2 separate regions of the Homo sapiens genome follow, and region 1 is linked to region 2. Evidence: chromatin loops called from intact Hi-C (ENCODE). Cell type or tissue: Caco-2. All regions are shown on one strand. Each heading gives the region's core, and the rest is flanking DNA. Links, peaks and the distances in the headings are about the cores only.

Evidence for each region. A loop is a pair of places that touch in the nucleus more often than their neighbours do. Peaks named below come from ENCODE experiments on the same cell type or tissue, not always from the same donor. Only the 100,000 strongest peaks of a DNase experiment are listed, where the experiment ranks them.
Region 1: a loop joins it to region 2, with 2.9 times the contacts of the local background. A loop is called at or near these places in 12 of 110 quality-filtered maps.

Annotation. Positions count from the first base shown.
Region 1 is chr11:112,003,488-112,006,300 of GRCh38, reverse strand. The region is part of intron 17 of DIXDC1 (DIX domain containing 1); the gene reads right to left. Among named protein-coding and RNA genes, the nearest start is that of DLAT, 21 kb to the left of the region's middle. In Caco-2, for the core only: a CTCF peak has its summit at 1,714; a DNase peak (open chromatin) is centred at 1,700.
Region 2 is chr11:111,942,738-111,945,550 of GRCh38, reverse strand. The region is part of intron 1 of DIXDC1 (DIX domain containing 1); the gene reads right to left. Among named protein-coding and RNA genes, the nearest start is that of DIXDC1, 6.8 kb to the right of the region's middle. In Caco-2, for the core only: no CTCF peak of the experiment used is centred there; a DNase peak (open chromatin) is centred at 1,160.

The sequences.
Region 1 (2,813 bases), core at 303-2,802, 60 kb before region 2:
TCCGCCCAGTTTGAGCTTCCAGGCAGCTTTGTTTACCTACTCAAGCCTCAGCAATGGCAGGTGCCCCTCCCCCTGCCAGGCTGTTGCCTCGCAGTTCAATCTCTGACTGCTGCACTAGCTGTGAGCAAGGCTCTGTGGGTGTGGGAACCACCGAGCCAGGCACTGGATAGTAGCTCCTGGTCTGCATTTGCTAAGACTGTTGAAAACGCGCAGTATTTGGGGGAGGAGTGTTCCGTTTTTTCCAGGTACAGTCTGTCAGGGCTTCCTTTGTCTAGGAAAGGGAAATCTCCCAACGCCTTGCGCTTCCTGGGTGAGGCGACGCCCTGCCCTGCTTTGGTTCACCCTCCGTGGGCTACACCCACTGTCCTCCTGACCTCAAGTAATCTGCCCGCCTTGGCCTCCCAAAGTGCTGGGATTATAGTCATAAGCCACCACACCCGGCCCAGGTTTTCTATATTCTTATTGATGTTCTGTACACTACTTCTACTGATTACTGCAAAGAAGAAATATTAAAGCCTCCAATTGTAACTAGATTTATCTATTTCTCCTTTCAGTTTTTGTTTCATGTATTTTTTGAGGGGGGGACGGGAGAGGACAGTGTCTCACTCTGTCTGTCACCCAGCTGCCCAGACTGGAGTGCAGTGGTGTGATCACAGCTCACTGCAGCCTCCAACTCCCAGACTCAAGTGATCCTCCTGCCTCAGCCTCCCAAGTAGCTAGGACTTCAGGCATATGCCACCACACCTGGCTAATTTTTTTTATTTTTTTGTTGAGTCAGGGTCTCACCATGTTGCCCAGGCTTGTCTCAAACTTCTGGGCACAAGTGATCCTCCTGTCTCAGCCTCCCAAAATGCTGGGATTACAGGCATGAGCCACAGTGCCTGGGCTGCTTCAGGTATTTCAAAGCTGTTATTGGGTATACACACATTTAGGATTATTATGTCTTCTCGGTGAATTGACCTTTTTATTATTATGTATCATCTTTATACCTGGAATGATTCCTTGTTCTCAAGTATACTTTATCAGATACTAATATAACCACACTTCCTTTTGATTAGTGTTTCCATGGTATATCTTTATCCATCTTTTTACTTTTAAATCCATTTATATCATTATATTTATAGTGGGTTTCCTATAAACAGTAGTTGAGTCTTCCTCACCTGTATGTGCATGTTATCAACATTTTCACTACAGCCTTTAACATATGAATCAGTTACTTTAAATTCCTTGTCTGATGGTTTCGACATCCTTGTCATATATGAGTTTGATTCTGTTGACTGCTTTCGCTCTTCACAGTGGCTTCGTTTTTCTCTTGCTCTTGTGGATGCCTCATAATTTCTTATTGAATGCCAGACATATGTTAAGACAGGAGAGACAGAGGTAAAAGTATCTGTTTAGAAATGGGCACACTGTTTGTTCTTCCAGGCCATCGGTAGGGACAGTTGAGTTAATTTGGTCAGAAGCTGAGCTGGGATTGAGATTTTTGTTAAGGTTACCTTCAGTGCACCACCATTTTCCAAGTCTTCTAGAGTTAGGTTTAGGGACAGCTGCTTGTTGGAGGGTCGTTCCTCAATGTTCCTTCCCCTCCCTCAGCTGTAGGCTTTCCTCATATGCCTGTGCCTCAGTCAGTCTCTGTATGCTGTTTCCTGCCTCAGAAGCAGTCCACTGCTCCTAATTGAACAGTGCTTGCTCCCCTGGTGGTGGGGGATGAGCAGTGCTTCTCTGTTGTCCTGACGCAGCCCCAGTTTTTAAGTGGGGTTTTCTCAGTGATCCTGTCCCTCCCCCAGTGGTAGGCGACCTCTTACAATCTGAGTCCAAGATAGTTTCCTGCCCCTCTGCCAAGGTAGTGTTCCTTTTCCTTTCCATCCCCACTAGCTGTAATGGGTCTTCACCTTTGCCTAGAGCAGGGACGGAGGGGTCAACAGGATTTACTTCGCTTCCACAGTGGCTTAAGGCTTTGCTCCGTAAGCGAGAATGGTCTGGATGTGGCTTCATGCCTTTCCTGCAGTGGCAGCTGCTCCCTTGCTCCATGAAGGAGGGAGGGAGGGTTTCTTTAGACTCTATCCCCACAGCCAACCTTTTTTTAACCAAAAGCATATTTTATTAATTTTTAAATTGATACATATCAGTTCTACGTATTTTTAGGTTACATGTGATATATATATATACACACACATATATATATACACATATACACACACATATATATACACATATACACACACATATATATACACATATATATACATACATATATATATATATATATATATAATTTTTTTTTTTTTAAGATGGGGTTTTTTTATGTTGCCCAGGCTGGTCTCAAATCCCTGGACACAAGTAATACTCCCACATCAGCCTCCCAAGTAGTTGAGATTACAGGCATAAGCCCACCATGCCTGGCTCGTGTTATTTTGATACGTGCATACAATGTGTAATGATCAAGTCAGAGTAACTGGGATATCCATCACCTCAAACATTTATCTTTTCTCCTTTTTTTTTGAGACAGAGCTTCACTCTTGTTTCCCAGGCTGGAGTGCAATGGCATGATCTCGGCTCACCGCAACCTCCACCTCCCGGGTTCAAGCGATTCTCCTGCCTCAGCCTCCCGAGTAGCTGGATTACAGGCATGCACCACCACGCCTGGCTAATTTTTGTACTTTTAGTAGAGACAGGGTTTCTCCATGTTGGTCAGGCTGGTCTTGAACCCCTAACCTCAGGTGATCCACCTGCCTTGGCCTCCCAACATGCTGGGATTTCAGACGTGAGCCACTGCGCCTGTCCTACATTTATCTTTTCTTTACGTTAAAACA
Region 2 (2,813 bases), core at 6-2,505:
CAGATTCCAGCTAGGCTTACAGTGATAGTGTAGCTAACAGCTCCTGGGGTAGCTGCCCAGCCCACAATGATTCCCTCTTCTTTAAGAACCCTCCTCTGTGCACACAGTGGTGGGTCCTATGACCAGGTTGGTATTGTATCACCCCCTCCACTGGTCACACTTGATTGGTCTGCCAAAGTTGATTGGTGAAAGCCAGCCAATCCCTGGAACTTTCTGAACTGGCATTTAGGAATAGAATCAGTCTTCCTCCTCCTCCCTCATCTCTCTCAAAGTTGTAAGATATAAAACTTAGACGTTGCCATAGGCCATGCTGCCCACCTGAGAAGGAAAAACCAGCTCTAGTAAATGGGAATAAAGCCAGCATAGAAAGAAGCAGACAAGAGGCAGAGAACAGAGGAAGAGATCCTGCCAGTGTCAGAGTTCTTGATTTCATTGTTTCTGCTGCATCCCTGCCCTTTCCATGGTTTAGTTTTTCTGCCTTTCCTTGGATTCCATGAGTCAATAACGTCCACTTCCTATCCCTGCTAGTTCAAGTTGGGTTTTTGGCACTTGTAACCGAACTAATTTTTTAAAAAAGACCAAGACAGTTGGTACATACTACGTGTGTAACAGTGTTGAACTAATCTCAGTCTGGAGTTTCATGACTAATTTGTTCTAAGGAAGCTAAAAGGATGCCAGTGTAATAAATGTCTAGAACAACTGAAGGTTTTCATGGTAACCACCCTCTGAGTCAGGCCTCAGAAGAAGTCAGTCAGTAGACATAACAAGAGTTAAAACTGTCTGAGAAGGATTTTGGCTTGATGAGACTGGACCCCTCTAAAGTTGTGAGAGCAGTGATAGTACCACGAGGTGGCCGGTGGAAGGAGGCTTTAGCAATCCCATAATCTCCATCAGCTTCCTCCAAGACACTCCAAATAACCCTATGATTTTAGGTAAAAGTCTTCTAGTATACACAATTCCATCCAAAATCTTCATTTGTGCAGGAAATCTTGACCTTGAAAGCTTTCTTGCCACCAAATGTAACCTTCTTCCTGTTTTTCTTTGGGACCTGCCCTTCCTTCCAAACAGGTTTGTAAGCCGAGCCTCAGTTCTCTATCTCCTCCAAGACTCAAGCTCACAGAATTCCTGCAGGGGACTTATTTGCTAGAGTTGCGAAAGCACCAATGGGGCTTCACCAGGGAAGTATGTGGTATCTACTGTTCTTAGAGCAGAAACAGCCAAGGAGGCGACTCTATGTTTTCCTGCTGGCAACAAGAAAAGCAAACAAGAAAAGCAGAGAGCTTTTGTGGTATGCTAGAGAGACAGTTCAGGAGGAGACATGAATGGCTCAGGAAGGAAATTAGTTTTACAGTGAAACCAGATACCTGTTTAGAACTCTGAGACCCTCCAGCAGCAGAAGATGAGGAGATGAGGGTGGGGAAGTTGCTGAGAAACTAAGAGCAAGGCTAGAGATTTAAAAACCTTATGTTATTATTGGCCTAAATTCTGCCAGTAAACACCCTATTGTATTTCTTTTCTATTAACTCTTTCAGCCCTTTACTGAACCTGCAAAAGCTATTTGTTCATTGAATTTGATGGCTAATTGGGTACAAATAAAGTTCACAAGTAAAAATATCCTTGAATTTCTTCTTCCTTTCATGGACAGGTTCTTTGTACAGAAGTCTCCCTTACCCATAGTTTTTCTTTCCACAGTTTCAACCACCCATGGTCAACCACCGTCTGAATATATTAAATAGAAAATTCCAGAAATGGGCCAGGCGCAGTGGCTCATGCCTGTAATCCCAGCACTTTGGGAGGCTGAGGTGGGCGGATCACGAAGTCAGGAGATCGAGACCATCCTGGATAACACGGTGAAATCCCATCTCTACTGAAAATACAAAAAATTTAGCCAGGCGTGGTGGCACGCATCTATAGTCCCAGCTACTCGGGAGGCTGAGGCAGGAGAATTGCTTGAACCCGGGAGGCGGAGGTTGCAGTGAGCCAAGATTGCGCCACTGCACTCCAGCCTAGGGGACAGAGCAAGCCTCCGTCTCAAAAAACAAAAAAAAAAAAAAAAAAAAAAAGAGAGAAAGAAAATTCCAAAAATAATTCCTAAGCTTTAAATCGTAGCCGGGCGCGGTGGTTCATGCCTGTAATCCCAGCATTTTGGGAGGCTGAGGCAGGTGGATCACCTGAGGTCAGGAGCTCGAGACCAGCCTGGCCAACATGGTGAAACCCTGTCTCTACTAAAACTACAAAAATTAGCCGGGTGTGGTAGCACATGCCTATAGTCCCAGCTACTGGGGAGACTGAGGCAGGAGAATCGCTTGAGCCCAAGAGGTGCGAGGTGGAGGTTGCAGTGAGCTGAGATCACATCACTGCACTCCAGCCTGGGTGACAGAGTGAGACACTGTCTCAAAAAATAAATAAATTGAAATCAAAATTTAAAAAATAAATAAATTGTCCAACACTCTGAGTAGTGTGATGAAATCTTGTGCCATCCCACTCTGTTTCACCCAAGACGTGACTCATCCCTTTGTCCAGCATATTCAAGCTGTCTGTGCTACCCGTCATCTTCTTATTGGAACGACTGCCAAGGTATCGCAGTGCTTGTGTTCAAGTTGCCCTTGTTTTACTCTATAATGGCCTCAAAGTAAATTAAATTTGTGGGTAGAAAACATGAAGAGAAACAGGCTCCGACTGATGGCAGTCAGGTTCAGTACCATCCACGGTTTCAGGCATCCACTGGGGGTCTTGAGATGGATGTCCCTTGGATAAGGGAAGATTAATATATTAGTATTCAGCCCAGTGGTCAAAAGATAATATATCAGAAA